2 separate regions of the Homo sapiens genome follow, and region 1 is linked to region 2. The links are chromatin loops, found by intact Hi-C in ENCODE. Cell type or tissue: endothelial cell of umbilical vein. All regions are shown on one strand.

Region 1 (8,000 bases), 160 kb after region 2:
TTTGGGGTCGGGTAAAGGTAAACTCAGAATAATATGTTATTATATGGCAAGAGTAAGAAAAATGACTAAATCTAGATTAATCCCTAGTTTTGAGGACTAAGCTACTAGGTGAATGTCAGGTTCATTAATTAAGATGGGGAAGACTGGTAAGAGCAGGATTTCCAGGAGGGAGGGAAAGCAAAGAATCAAGAATTCTAAATTGGACATAGAGATTTAGACATCAAAAGTGAAGATGTTGAGTAGACAGTTTTATATACAATCCGGAGTTGAGGAGATGGGTCATGGGTAAAATTACTGGTTTAGAGGTCACTTGGATGTAGATGATATTTAAAGATATTTAAATGATAGCAACTTAAGAGAAGAGAGGTTAAGAAAACTGAAGCTGACATCACTTAACATGTAGCATTCAGGCCAAGGAAGAGAAGCCAGAAAAGAAGACCGAGAAACTGTGGCCAAGAAGATTGGCAGAAAGCCAGGAGAGGTGGTGACTCTGGAGTAAGCAGGGGTTCAAAAAGGAGAAAACAGTCACCTGTGTCCATGCGGCTCACTGTTCACTATATAAACTTAGCCGTCCTTTATTTTCCTGCCTCTAATCTATGTGGCAATTTTCACAGTTCCCCTCCAATTTCTCACCACTGTGCTTTTGCTCCTATTATTCTTTTGCATTGGAATACCTCCTCACCTGTCAAAATTCTCTCTATCCGCCGGGTGTGGTGTCTCACACCTGTAATCCCAGCACTTTGGGAGGCCGAGGCGGGCGAATCACGAGGTCGAGAGTTCAAGACCAGTCTGGCCAACATGGTGAAACCCCGTCTCTACTGGAAAAAAAAAAAAATATATATATATATATATATATACACACACACATATATAAATTAGCTGGATGTGGTGGCAGGAGCCTCTAATCCGAGCTACTCAGGAGGCTGAGGCAGGAGAGTCACTTGAACCCGGGAGGTGAGATTGCACCACTGCACTCCAGCCCAGACGACACTGCAAGACTCCGTCTCAAAAAAAAAAAAAGAAAAAAAAATCTATGTAACCTTCAAGACCCATCAAGAATGCTATCAACTTTGTAACGTATTTCCTAGCTCCACTAATAAAATATGCTTTCTTCCTCCATACTATCTGATAGCCCGTTGCATGCCAAATTTTATTCTGATTTGTACTATAATTGTTTGTATTCTTTATTCATCCTCCCTATATGCCAATATAGGCCCCCCAAACCTCTCATAATGTAGCCGAGTGTCTGGTATGCAGTAGGTCCTCAATAAAAATTTTCACTAAATCAAATCCAAAAATATAAAACCCAAGCCAGGAAAAGTATCTTCAAAGGACAGCCTCTTTTGTCCCTTTAGATTTCTGTCTGCCAGCACGTGGATCATCTGCACCCAAGCCCAAGAATTATTTACTCATATTCCTGGCCCTCTATAAAAAATAGTGAAAAAGATCAATCACAGAAAACCAAGGTTTTTTTAAAGTTATATTTTTTAAAAAGACTGTGGCAAAAAAACAAAAAACAACCAACCTACCTACAGAAGAATGCTGGCAAAACTACTTATCCTGCCTTGGCTGAGTATGTCCTGAGCTAATGGCTATTTTAAAAACCACTTAAACTAATTTTTCTCCCAGATCTTCATTAAGAAAATGGCAAGTTGCAAAAGCCCAAAGGATAAAACAACTTTTGTTATCCCTGAACCTAAAACTAAGCTACAAAGACTGTCCTAATCCAAGCCTTGGTTTAAAAGTCAAACAGCAGAATATTAAAAATTGCTAAGAGAGTAGATCATAAATGTTCTCACCACAAAAATATGGCATGCATATGAGATGACAGATATCTTAGTTTGATTTAACCATTTCACAATGTATACATATATCAAAACATTCCACTGTACACAATAAATATATAGAATTTTTATTTGTTAACTATACCTTAATAAAAATAAATTTTTAAAAAATAAAGTGGCAGAGGCATCTGATAAATAACAAATATGAATTTAATAATTTTAAAAATCAGGCAGGCTGGGCGTGGTGGCTCATGCCTGTAAATCCCAGCACTTTGGGAGGCCAAGGCAGGCAGATCACTTGAGGTCAGGAGTTCGAGACCAGCCTGGCCAACATGGTGAAACCCCATCTCTACTAAAAATACAAAAGTGAGCCAGGCATGGTGGCAGGTGCCTGTAATCCCAGCTCCTTGGGAGGCAGAGGCAGGAGAATTGCTTGAACCCGGGAGGCAGAAGTTACAGTGAGCTGAGACAGAGTGAGACTCTGTCTCAAGAAAAAAACACCAGCAACAACAAATAAAGTAAAATAAATAAAAATAAAAAGGCTTATAAAATAAAAAAATAAAATAAATAAAAATTTAAAAAAATAAATAAAAAATAAAAAAATAAAAATAAAAAAAGCTGAAAGAACACAGGTTTTCACATAGAAAGGATATGGATTTGATTTTCAATCCTATCATTTGATATTTTTGTAATCCTAAACAAATTTGTCGGCTTTTTTGAGCCTCAGTTTTCTCACTAGAAAAATAAAAATAAGAATAAATCTCTTAAATAATGACTGAAATACTATGAAAAGAAGTGCCTGACACAAGGTATGCTCATAATCAGTTATAATTATTAGTATTGTCACAAATCCTAAGAAATTGTTTGTGGCCTTTCAAGTATTGCCTGGTGATTATTTATAGTCTGATTTAATAATAGATACCACTAACTGAGCACCTCCTATGTGTCTTACGTGTTTTAGATTTGTAGACAAATGTAGTGACTAAGAGCATGCACTCTGGCGTCAAACTGCAGAGATTCACATTCCAGCTCCATCATATGGTAGCTGTGCGACCTTGAGAAAGTTACTTAACTTCACTTCTTATGTCTGGATTCTTCATCTGTAAAATAGAAATGATAATAGTACCTATCTCACAGGATTGTTGTGAGGATTAAATGAGATAGTGTGTATAAATTGTTTATCACCAGCTTATAGTATGTGCACAAGAAATGCTAGCTAAGGTTATTATTATAATTTCCGTTTTGCAGATTAGGACCCTAAGCCCTAAAGAGGGTCAGTAACTTATCCCAGGTCACACAGTTAGTTATGAGTTAACTTTTTTTTTTTTAATTTAAGGCTGCTTATTGCAAAGCCTGTGCTTTTTTGCTAAACCATCTCTTTTTCTGTTACGTATGTCCTAAGTAAAAATCCTTATTTTTTCCTTCGATGGCTGTAACAATTAGCTAGTGACGGTCTACAAGACATCAAGGAGGACCTAAGGAATAAAATACAGCAATCAGGTCTAAAACAAATATATGTTGCTATTTCTTCTTTGTATGCACCATAGTAGTATACTGTATTTCCATTAGAAGTTATGTTAATAAGAAAATTTTTGAATGTTCTTGCTCCAAACATCAGCATATACTTGCATTCTCTTACACTGGGAAGAAAGAAAGTGGTAGAAAGAAGTCATCTGGAAGGTAGCTCTGGCTACGAGTTGGAGGAAAAGGGAAGAGAGAGAAAAACAAGTTATCAGTGGTACACATAGTCAGGGCCAAAACTTTATAAACCAAACAGAATTTCCACAGACCTAATGATCACTGGGAATTATCTGCCAAGCTGCTAGGTGAAACATGCTGAAAAACAGCCTGGGCCTATGGCAAACATGTTTAGCTTTATGATTTTCTTCATCCCCTCTTCTGACTTGCACAATGTTGCCCCCAACTGTCTTCTAAAACTAATCACTCTTTCATGGTCAATGGAAACTTAGAAACCTAGATTCTCAAACGTTTGCTAAAAAAGCCCAGGTCTTTCTAGACATCTGTAGATAGATAAATAACCTAGTGATAAAGAATATACATTCTGTTCAGGTCCATCCTCCAGCTCCGTCCCATATTAATTGTGTGATAATCCAAACTGGTTGTTTTGTGCTAAGATTCCTACTTCCTGCACTTTCAGATTCACATACTCAGAGCTAGAAAACTTTTGAGAGTACAAGGTGATAACTACTGCAAATTCACAGAAGATTACATAAGTATAAATAGTCAACCTAACCTCCCTCTTCCTCTAACATTTTCTCACAAAACTAAAAAGTTTGGAAACTCCTTTTCTTAATGCTGGCGCCAGTTCAGCCACACTCTAGAAGGTATTGGTTTCATGAACTACAATGTGGAATCATCAAAATAAAGGGGCAGGATGAGAAAAAATGACAGCATGGGGCTTTGTGGTGTGTAGATTTAGTTGCTCATACAAGAACCTGGGAGGGGGAACCCCCCAAAAGATTAGTCACTTCATTTTATGTTGAGAACCCAATTCAGGTTAACAAAGTGTTGCCAACAAAGGAGATGAGAAAATGGCAGTATTCACTTGCTCTGGACTGAATAAACAAATGCGGGATTTGTGGGCTGACTAATGTCCTGGGATAAACCAGGCAGTCAGCCAAATTCTACGAGTTTTGATGAAAAGACAGCAAGCCCACACTTTTCTTCATGAAGAGTGCTCTGTGGGAGTATTGATGTCCACATGGGCAGCCTGGGTCTTCAACTTGCCTTAAAGATTCGCCCTTATCCAGCCACAGGAAATTCTCAATGCTTCTGTAATTGAAAACCTAGATCAAATGACAGAAGCTAAATTCCTTCTTCTTGAGAAGTGTTATCTGTCATGCATCTCTTTGTAGAAACGTGTTATCATTGTCCTTTTTTAAGCACTACATTACTCTGAAAATATACAGTTAGGTCACTAAAATGTGACTCTAGCTTTTCATTCATTCATTTCATTCACTGAATGCCTGCTATGCTCTAGGGACCATGTAGGGCTTTGTATATAGAACACTTAATGAGTCAGACATTGAAGCCCCCCATCCAGCCTCGAAATTCCAAGGGCACTGAAAAAAGTAAAATAGTACTTGTAATTTCATTGGGGGAAACTATTAAAATTTGAAATATTTTGGTGAGAGAGGCAATAAGTTTTTCAATTAAGGTCTTAATACAAGGTTGTAGGGAAGTCAGAAATGAGAATGTGGAGTTTCCTTTAATCTGGCCACCAGGATCCCCCACCATGATGTGAGGACCACAGTCATGATTTAACCTCAGGCTAAAATGGATTTTATTACAAACTGTGCAGCTAGTGAAATGTCAAGGGTTGTTTCACAGGATCTTAACTAACACAAGAAAAACTTCCTAGCAGCAGCTGATGCAAACTCCTTTAAATGTATACGTCTAATTTATCTATCCAGATAATAAATATACGTGGTATATGCAGGCTGAAAACAAAATCCCTGGAGTGTTTCGATGTGAGTATAATATACCTAGAAGCAAAAACTTCACTGATATAAAGGATGCATTTTATGAGTCTCCACAAAAATCTCCAACTTTTTATGAAATGTAAGGCCTTCTTAAGTAGTGTTTACTACATACAGCTTTCATAGTTCCTATATGAATACCTACTCTCCATGATTTATCAGCCTTCTAGAGTCCCAGTAGGATGCTGCCAAATTGCAAATTTGGAGAATTAGTTTTAAGAAACATTGTATATAACTGCCTTTGGAAGAAAATTCAGGTAGATTAGCAAAGATTTTAAGCAAGTCCTTTCACAAAAACCTGCAGAATTTCAAGGAGTCTGGGGTTTATGAAATCATCAAATCAATACCAAGTTTAACACATTTATGTTACTCTTATAAGCATAACTCTTTGGGAATAAAGGTATTACAAAAACAAGATTTGGAAAAGGAGGCTAGCTCTTGTTTAATTACTGTGAAGAGCAGAGAATTGAAAGAAAAACTACACACTAGTTGGAAAAGTGCTACTCGGGTTTAAAAAATAGAAAAAGAAAATCTGAGATTGGGATTGGACGATAAGCAGGTAGCAGAAGCAACAAAATGTCTCTTTCATTTTCAGCTCAGGGGGCCCCTTAAAGGAGCAGGCTGAAATGTACAGCCCACAAACCAGAGGAAGGCCTGCACAGGAAGTAGAGTGGAAATTACAGTTGAATGGACTCTGAAACAGGATGAAGCCAGTCCATGTGAGGTTCATGAAAACCAAGTAGACAATATGAACATCCAAGTGTTTCCTTGTGTCATTAACTCAATATTACATTCTGATTTCAAACACCATGGAACCACAGTGAAAAAGCTGCAAAAACGGTAGCCGTTTTTTCAAAACTTCTTTCTGCTGTTTGCTTGTCAGAGCTGATCAGACTCTTCCTTGAGCACTTTGCAGGTCACACACTGGATCCCACTGAGGTGAACTATTTGAAGGGTGATATCAGATTTCCCAGCAAAATTAGATAAGCAGATTGACATGGCAAGAAGCATGAGTTAGCATAAGGAGCTTCCCTAGACAGTGCCAGCGAATTAGGTGCCAAAAGCCTGAGGTGGTTATTAGAAAATGATTACCACCTCCAATTGTCTTAGTACAGACTTTTCACCGCCAGAAAACTGCTACAGAAGAAGCTAGCCAAAGCAATCACTGCTCTCCTAGGAAGCATTCACTGGGAGCTCTTGCTAACATCCCCACCGTTTGAAAGTGGCTAGACAGGACAGTGACAGCAATTCCTGTTGTCAATTAACGAGAAATTGCCCAACGGGATTTTAACTGTTAACTGGATTTCAGCCATGCTGCTCCCAAATACTCCTTTCCTTTGGTTACCTTTCAGCTGGGACTTCCTTGGCAGCCAAAGAAGTACTTCACTTCCACAGTCATCACAGCAGTACAGAGGAAGAAAAACTGAAAAGGGGTCAGGACTCCCTGGCTCTATACGTAATCAATTGCAAGGCCTCTGGCCAAGCCAGGCTGCTTTTCTGTCTTCCCTTCTCCTTTAATCATAAAATAGGATAATATAAAACCTACTTCACAGGATTATAGAAAAGGTCATAGGAAAGAACAGATGAGCTAAGTGCTATGGAAGGTACATACACATTTATGTACTTAAGTCTATGTGTGTGCATGTATGTGTACAGTATATACATTCAACTTTTTAATGTTTCCCAATTGCATAAAAGAGAAATACAGACTTAGCAATCAACTGGTTAAGTGATATGGACAATCTGGATATTTTAGAATAAAAATTCACCCCTTGGTTTGAGGACAAAAAGGCAATGTCTAAATTGTTCAGACCATTTTTAATTCTGCAAGTCCTAGCCATGGAGTCTATACAAGACTAAATTTTATGATTGCTAGGAAGCCAGAAAAAAAATATTTAAGGAAAAATAATAATAGCTACTAATTATTAAATGTTTACTATATGCTGGCCAATCTATGAAACGCTTTACAGATATTATTTTGCTTCCTCTTAGTTACAATCTTGTAAAGTATCTATTTAACAATACTATACATGATGCCTTAAGTGTATAAACAAATTTATTGTTGGAATTGAGATTCAGACTCAGGTCTGTCTTACTTCAGGGCCCTTGATCTTAATGTGAGTCATCCCAGCTCTCTGAAGAATGCCATTTTTCTCATCTGCCCTACTCTAGGATTTAGCATTTCCTTTTGCTGTTAAAAGTTGGCCCATGTGCCCTGGCTGGTGTGTGGGCCAGTCCCTGTGGGGCCCCTTGTGTAAGAGCAGATGTACTGGAGGGTGACATAGAGGATGCAGTGTGCAGAGAGTCCTAAAAGCAGAGGACAAAAGAAGCTTCACAAGGAAAGCACCTTTCGGACTTATACCCAGATTTAAAGGGCTGCATTTCTTTGATAAATGTCACAGAGGCTTGTGTTTGGACAGAGTAGGAAAGAACTCTTCCCATACTCTCCAGCCATTCCACTTAGACTAAAACTCTTCTTTAGATGTTTGGGAACAGTTGTTTGGCAACTTTTATTCAATTAGGGTTCATATCTAAAAGGTCGTTTCATATCTCCTACCTGTTACCTCTGATGGTTTCTTTGGAGTTAGATACATTCCAAATAGATCTCCCCGGTTTTCTTCTAGAAAGCAGTACTGACTCGGGAAAGGATTCCAGCACACCTAACAGTGATGCTTGAACCCTAGAAGAACCACATAGTGTATTAGCCTAGTCATTA
Region 2 (8,000 bases):
AGAAGGGTGTTCTGGCTACAAGGAGTGACAAATGCAAAGGTCCTGAAACAAGAACATGAAGGATGTGTTAGATTTTTTTAAAAGGACAATATTTTATGATTTGAGTAATATTTTACCTATAGAATCTTAAATTTTTAACACAGGATTGATGCACTACACACCAGAATATACTAACAGAGCACCTGCTCTGCCAATGCCAGGCTGATTGCTCTGGAGACACAGACTGTTTCAAGAAACTGAGTGAGTAGGCTCTGGAAATTGGAAGTGATCTTAGTATTTAAGTTCAGTCACTCAACTACAATCTCTGAAACTGGGGGAAATATGTTCTGTCTGCATCACGTAATCAAAGTTTAATTTTTTTAAGGAACAATAGGAATGTCACTTGCAAAACAGAAATGGAGGTTTATCTTTCAGAGACTAAAATATTTAAGTAGTCATAAATCAACTGCTTATTTCTCTACTTAGTGATTTACTGCCTTATCAAAGGCATCTCCTTGTTAGCTTTTTATGAGGATTATCGTCTAAAGCCAGCTTCCAAAATTAGAGGCTAATAAATGATTAGTTACATGTCTAGATGTGCCACAGCTGATGTAGGAGTAATAAAAAATCCTCCCCCATTCCCCCATAATTCAGCGGGTGATTAGTCTGTGTCCACTGGCACAATCTTGTAAAGTTCTGGAAATCATTCTGTTAATACGTTCAATACAGACAGCTTGGGGAAAAGCCTCTTCAAAGTGGCTTTTAAGAAATTTAGTAATCTAATTTGGCTGTTAATACTAATCATATTTTGAAGTCTCAAACGTCTGCCTCCTTCTGTCATCTGTTTGTAGACAGAGGCAGATATTGAGGTTTTGATATTTATTTATAATTTTGAAAATCATGGTTTTCTCTAGTGTGCCGTTAGATTTCACCCATCTGGATTCAGATTCCACTAATTTTGGAAGTCCACATAATGCTGACAGTATCATTAAAAAAAGTGATGTCTTTAAGGTAAATCTTTTTTTCTGGAAAATTTTTAAGTACTTTATGCAAAACTATTAGCAAGGGGTGGAGATATTTTATATTGCATTACAGAGCAAAAATGTTTATGTACCTCAGAATTATCCTTTCCAGCCCACTTTAGACATGTTGGTATGTCCTGTGTTGGAAGACATTTAGAAAATAAGTAGGTTAGAGAGACAGACAGACAGACAGACAGACAGACAGAAACTGTTGAACACTCATAGCATGAATACTATAGATCACTAGGACCTCAGGCCTCTTTCTCAAGTTTGCAAGTCTAGAAATTTCATATGTTCAATTTTCTCAGGCTTGATCAGCTTCCTGGAACCTGACTCATTCTAACAATCTCACACAAGAATATTTACAGAAAGTTTACATTTGCAGCCACTTAAAAAATTCATTAGAAGAAATCTCTCAGAGCAAGATCTAAGGCCAATCACCTTCCTTCTCATGGGAGGAAATATTCAGTTGTAATGTTTAGTTGGTAGAGAGAGAATTCAAACCAGAGAAGTTGGTATTCTGTAGCAGATGTCACTATTGATATTAGAAAGAATGGAAAACAGAGCTGCTGCTAAAGTAAGCAAGCTGACAGCTGAGGCAGAAGTGTATCAACAGCAGTATGTTCACGGGATCACCACATTGACGATTCAGCCCAGTTATCTGGCAGTGCATAAACTCAGTGCTGTTGGTACAATCACAGAAGATCAACCAGAGGTAGAATAATTATTGTTAATCTAATTCATATGGGTGTATATGCTGGTTAGTAGTGTTCTTCAAGAAATTTTTCTGGCTTTCCAGTTTCCTGGTACATAGTAGGACTGCATTTCCCTACCTCGCTGATATTAGATGTGAATTCATTGCTTTCGCCAAAAAAAAAAAAAAAAAAAAAAAGTGGATAGAAGTAAAATGTGTCACTTCCAGGCAGAAGCTCTAAGAGGCAGTGTGTTATTTGCTACATCTTTTGTTACGGTTATCATGGAAACACAGGTTGAGATGACTGTAATAAGCAAAGCCCTATGTCAGTCTTTGTTAGACATATATGTGAGAAAGAAATAAGTGATTGTTGGATTAAGCCATTGAGACAGTGAGGTTTTTCCTACTGAAACACAATCCAGTCTATGCTTCCTGTTGTAGTATTCAACCCAATATTTAAAAGTATTTATTTTAAATTGAGGCACCACATTTTTGGAATCAAGATTCACTGACAAGCTAATTAATACATACTTGGAAGTTGACTTGATATTTATATATCTAGAAAAAAAGGGAATTAGAGAGTGTTATAAATGGAAAAGCATGATGAACAATTACTGCAATGTAATAGAGCATTTTCTCTGGCGATTGCATTAGACCTACTTGCCAAGCACCATAGCTCATTCACTGATTCATTTACTTCTTCATTCACTCCACAGATATTTATCAAATGCTGATTATATGACAAGACCTACACTGGATCCTTGGGATACAACCATAAGATAATTGTGACAGTCCCAATCCTTACAAAGGTACCATCTTAGTCTCTTTATTCCTATTTTTTAGATCCTGTGATGATTGCATACTTTCTGCCAATGCATGTTCTTTTTCCATAACTGCTTAGACTACCACTTTTCTTAGTTTTGTTCTTGTTCTAAATATATGTTTTAGATCAATCCCTCTCAAATGATTAGGTTTTCCCCTAATTTATCACAGAATGACACTTTTGTAAAATACCAAAAACAATTACTAGAAAAATATATTGTGCAATTGGATATGAAAGCAATAAGCTATAAGCTATAAAAGCTATAAAAGTTTCTAAATGGTTACTCACGAGTTCTATATTTATTTTTTTCCAGACAGGCAAAAAGTTCATAGACCATCATTTGTCTATGGACCACACTTTGAACACAACTGCTCTGGACAAGCAGGTAGATCTTAAACAAACTATATTTTTTGTTTTCTTTTATGAAACCATCTGCCTCTTAATCACTAAAATTGTGAAGTTTTACACAGTGGATAATTTCTTCAGGGTGGTGTCCCATTGCCCATTCAGCTCACTACATGTATTATTTAGTTAATATTTTTAAATCAATTAATATTTCATATGAATACATTTTTAATATCTACTCCATATAAATGGAAACCAATTTCACTTGCCAGAAATAAAACATAATAAAATGTAACTCTAAAAAGGAGTGTTATGAAGGGAGATGTTGCCTGCCCTGAGAAGAGCTAACATTTCACTAACACCACACTGAAACTTCCTGCTTGACATACTCAGAAAACTGAAAGGGAATTAAAAAGAGAGAATTTTCTCATTATGTGTTTTAATGCCATTTAATGCCTAATTCATGATCCACCTAACATCATTTCAAGGACCAAACAGTAGTCACTCTTTATTTTTTAAAAATAATTTAACTCTCCCATTTTGAAGATTAACTTGAAATTGTCCTCTATGAATACGTCTGTTGACAGTCACAAATCAGTCAGTCATATCATATGGATAACTATAATTGAACAGGGGTGTTAAATACCACCATTTCTTTTCTTAAATCTCTGTCTTATGGACTACTGATGCTGTAGACCACAAACTCGCTTCAGTTTCTGAAAGTAGTATGTTCGCCAGATCTAAATGGTCTCTATGGAATTTTTTTTGAGCCCTAGTACAGCGTCTGGCATATACTAAATACCCAACAAACTTGTATTTCTTCCTTCTTCCATTAACAATCAGCTCCTTTTCCTGATGAGATAGGAAAATATGTATTAATTACTGGAATTCCCTCTTAGGCTCTCTTGTTGTTACAAAGAAAAAGACTGTCAATTTTCACCCACTTCTTTTTTTTACCATTACAAATATTTAATCATAACCCACAATTACAGTATTAGTTATATTACCTAACAGGCCTCAAAAGGTTTGGCTTGGTCTTTGTGTTTTCATAAATGTCCACAACTCTATCCAGCTTACTGCATTGATTTGACATTAGGGAGCAGACTCCAAGGACAGAAGAAGACTCATTTAGCCAGTTGTTTATTCCCCATGAATTGCCTCAGCTAAACACCAGACCAGAGCTTCTGTGTGCACTAGGTCAAGCCATGAATATGCACAGGTCAAATAATTAAACTTGTATAATATTCCCAGAGATGTGAACATGAGAGGAATATTTATCACAATGGAAAGATCCTGCCGCAGATATTTCTTACCTAATGTTGAACTTTTATCAAAGAATTTTTTTTTCAACTAGCTGTTTCAAAAAAAAAAAAAAAGGCTAAACATACAGTGTCTCCTCTCCCCCTTCAGGATACAAACCACAGAATTCCGATGACTCACCCAAAAATAGCTTATGAATATGCCACAGGCGGAAGGGCATGCTGTTTAGTTCTTTAAAACTTCCTGCCAAACTGAAGAAACTGAACATACACAGATATTTGGGGACTAACTCTGAGGAATAATGAGAATTTAATCCCTTGTAGTCTTCAGGGTTAGCAACAGCTTGCCTGACATGTCCGGTTACATCCTGTTTGCTACACATGTGACTCCTCAAAAAAATAATAATATAATATTAATAGCACAATGTTTCATTGTTAAGATTGCTGTCACTGTGCTAATGGCTCCCCAGTATTTGCAGCCATAAGTAGACTAAGTCACTTCTTGGATGAATTCTAAATGAAAGGTTTTATGAAACAAACATATTGCCATTATGACTCTAAAATAAAAAGCCAGGATTCAATGTAAAGAATTTGACGGCAGCATAAGCCCCTAAAAAGGAAAGACAGTAAAGCATAGTGATTGAAATCTTGGCGGTGATTCCCAGTTCTTACACCGATTATGTCACCTTTAGCAGTTACTTGAACTCTCTAAGTTCTAATTTTCCCATATGTAACATAAGGATGATAATAATTCTATCTATGTCTAGGGTTCTTGTGAGGACTAAATAAAGGCATGTAAGCATACAAGGAATACTGCTCAGAAAATAAATTATCCCATGCATTCTCCTTCTCATAAATGAATCTGAAAACCAAAACCATTAGGTGACCTAAGAAAGATCACACACCTCATCAGTGCAGTGCCAAGACGGGTCAGTATAATGCTGTGGTTAAAAACATGGGCTCTGGAACAAGTCCATCCCGAGTTTAAATCTCAGTTTTTCTACTTGCTAGCTGTATAAACTTGGGCAAGTCACTTAACTTTTCTGTCTCTCAATTTTCTCATCTACAAAAGTCAAATAATAATAGTACTTCTCTCACCAGGTTATTATGACAACTTAAAAACGTAATACATGCAACTGCCACATAACAATCAAAAAAATACGATCGATTACACTAACATTGGGAATATCTGGTTCTTCCAAAAGCAAAGGTTAATGTAAAATATATGTCAACAATGCCAGACTTTTTAAACTTTATCTATAAAAACAGCCCTCACTTAAAAATAAACAACTTAAAAATTGGATATAGTTTAATAGTGACCAGAATATTTGCAGATGTCTTCTCAGATGAAGGTACACGTCTTCAATCATGGCTATGTGTCGTATTTTTCTTTTCCTATGAGGGAAAGATAGAAGACAAGCCATTCAAAAACATTTCAAACAACAACCCCAATTGCTGAAAAGTCACTTTGCAGTTTGAAAAGAATACTAACATTCAGCTGCTCTTGACATTTACAAGGAAATGTAAAGCAATGGAAAGGGCACCACACTCCCCTTTCCAGTTCAGGTTCTGCCACTTGGCCAGTCATAATGAAATTACTTGACCTCTGAGTCACCATCTACAAAATAGGGCATTTAACGATGTCTGCCTTATTACAGTTACTACACAGAACAAGTGTGTGCCATGTTTCATGAAATTTAAGATATTGTATTCATGTTGAAGACATAATATTATGCTATTTTAACTAATATATTCAAAACTATTCTGAAACAGTTAAAGGTCAGAAAACTACTTTTGTTCTTTGCTTATTACATATTCACAGGACATAGAGACTCTCATCTTAAGAAATAGTGAAGAAAAGAAACAGGAGAAAATCTTCAAATCCCAGAGGAAAAAAATTGTTTTAAACTTATCACCCTTGACAGGTGATAAAGAGGCATGCAAGACTACACTTTTTTTTTTCTTTTTTTGAGATGGAGTCTCATTTTGTCGCCCAGGCTGGAGTGTAGTGGCACAGTCTAGGCTCACTACAAGCTCCGCCTCCCGGGTTCACACCATTCTCCTGCCTCAGCCTCCCGAGTAGCTGGGACTACAGGTGCCCACCACCATGCCCGGCTAATTTTTTGTATTTTTAGTAGAGACGGGGTTTCACCGTGTTAGCCAGGATGGTTTTGATCTCCTGACCTCGTGACCCACCCACCTTGGCCTACCAAAGTGCTGGGATTACAGGCGTGAGCCACCGCGCCGGCCAAGACTATACATTTTTATATCTCTTGACAAGAATTAACACAGAGTCCCTCACATAGTAAGTGCTTAAGGCATATTTGTTAAAGGAGTAGATGGGACATAAATAAAATTTTAGGAACCAATTTACAATGGACACCACTATAACCCTATTCCAACCCTATTAAGACCTAATTTGAAAGTCACAGATCTAGACCCAGCCATCGATGGCCTAATAGAATTATGTGGCTATAACTGCCAGTACCTCCAAAAAAAGGTTAAAAAGTGGCATAGATAAAAAAGGTCTCCCCATCCCATGATTTTTCTTCCAGGAATAGACTAGACTTTGCCTTTGCATTGTCTGAAATCCTGCAAGTCAGTTGCAATCCCAAATTGTAACCAAATGGTCAACAAACCCTAGAAACCACATTTCCTACCCTCAATAGATAGGATTTCCAAAATGAAAGTGAAAGTATTCAATGGTCTTTGTACTTCATATGTAACATGAAGCACCAGAAGACACAAATGGGAATGTTTAGTGATGTGGGGGTTGGATGGGGGCTTGAATAGATCATGACCCCTCAGGACCCCTCCCACCTTCCAGGAGAGAACTTGCGGACCAGAACCCTGCTTGAAGACTTCAGGGAGCCCCACAATTCAGACTACTCCCTCCTAATCATATCACAACCAAAGATCATATGAAGACTATTCTTCAGAGTTTCATATATCTGCTGGCAGAGCACTTTGGGTGTGTCAGAACCTCACCAGACAGACACTGACTCATTATTGGATGAGAAGCAAAGTGATAATTAGGTTGGTCATATGTAACTTGCCATTGCCAGCCAAGTATTCAAAGCCCTTTCAGAAATTATTCATTAGCTTACTTCCTTGATACCCTGAAATATTCCTAAGACCACAGCCACCACAGACTCCTGCATCCTCTTACCACCATGAGTTTGCTTCTGTCTCCTCTGATGGCTCTCCTAGCATGTTACAGCGACTTCTGTACAAATCTAATGCAGAATCTTGGAGGCTCTTCTTAGTAGACTCTCAGTAAATATTTATTCAATGCAATTCAGTCACATTTAGAGATAGCAGATAGTAAAGATCACTAGATTTCCTAAGTGCATCTGTAAATCTGTTGCCTAGGTCAGAGTGATAGCAAGTTGTTTCCTTACAGAAAAAACAATGTTCTCAAATGCACTGCACTGAGCCTCAACACTGATACTCTATTCACGCATTATAAAAATTTCAACATGTCTGTCACAGCAGCTTAAGGCCTCTAGGCAGAAAATTTGACTCAGTAAACAAAATTCTCAGAAAGTAATAGAAGCTTCACACACATCAAAGAAATAGTAAAACCTATCATTAAATACATACTGAACAAAAACAGCATGAAACTATTTCTTATTTATTGATGTATTCAAACAGCATGTCCTCCCATCTTCCATGGCAGAGTCCATATCTTATGAGTTTGTGTACACCCTATGTCTGCAAAGTGCTAAGAACAAAGATATTTTGGAACTTTTTGTTACAGAAATAAAGAATGAATGAATATACAATAAAGGAAATTTTAAAAGGAAAGGACAAAAAGACACAAACTCCGGGAAATTAATATTTATTTTATGAGCCTAAGCATTTTAGTATTATTTTTG

The links. A loop is a pair of places that touch in the nucleus more often than their neighbours do. Peaks named below come from ENCODE experiments on the same cell type or tissue, not always from the same donor. Only the 100,000 strongest peaks of a DNase experiment are listed, where the experiment ranks them.
Region 1: a loop joins it to region 2, with 2.2 times the contacts of the local background. A loop is called at or near these places in 5 of 110 quality-filtered maps.

Annotation. Positions count from the first base shown.
Region 1 is chr9:22,049,070-22,057,069 of GRCh38, reverse strand. CDKN2B-AS1 (CDKN2B and CDKN2A antisense cis and trans regulatory RNA 1) reads right to left here. Exons shown (of 19, transcript NR_003529.4): 6 at 7,842-7,964; 7 at 683-818. Among named protein-coding and RNA genes, the nearest start is that of CDKN2B, 44 kb to the right of the region's middle. In endothelial cell of umbilical vein, no CTCF peak of the experiment used is centred here; DNase peaks (open chromatin) are centred at 4,329 and 5,939; H3K27ac peaks cover 1,355 bases.
Region 2 is chr9:22,208,181-22,216,180 of GRCh38, reverse strand. No RefSeq gene overlaps it. Among named protein-coding and RNA genes, the nearest start is that of CDKN2B, 200 kb to the right of the region's middle. In endothelial cell of umbilical vein, no CTCF peak of the experiment used is centred here; DNase peaks (open chromatin) are centred at 1,410 and 4,320; H3K27ac peaks cover 1,258 bases.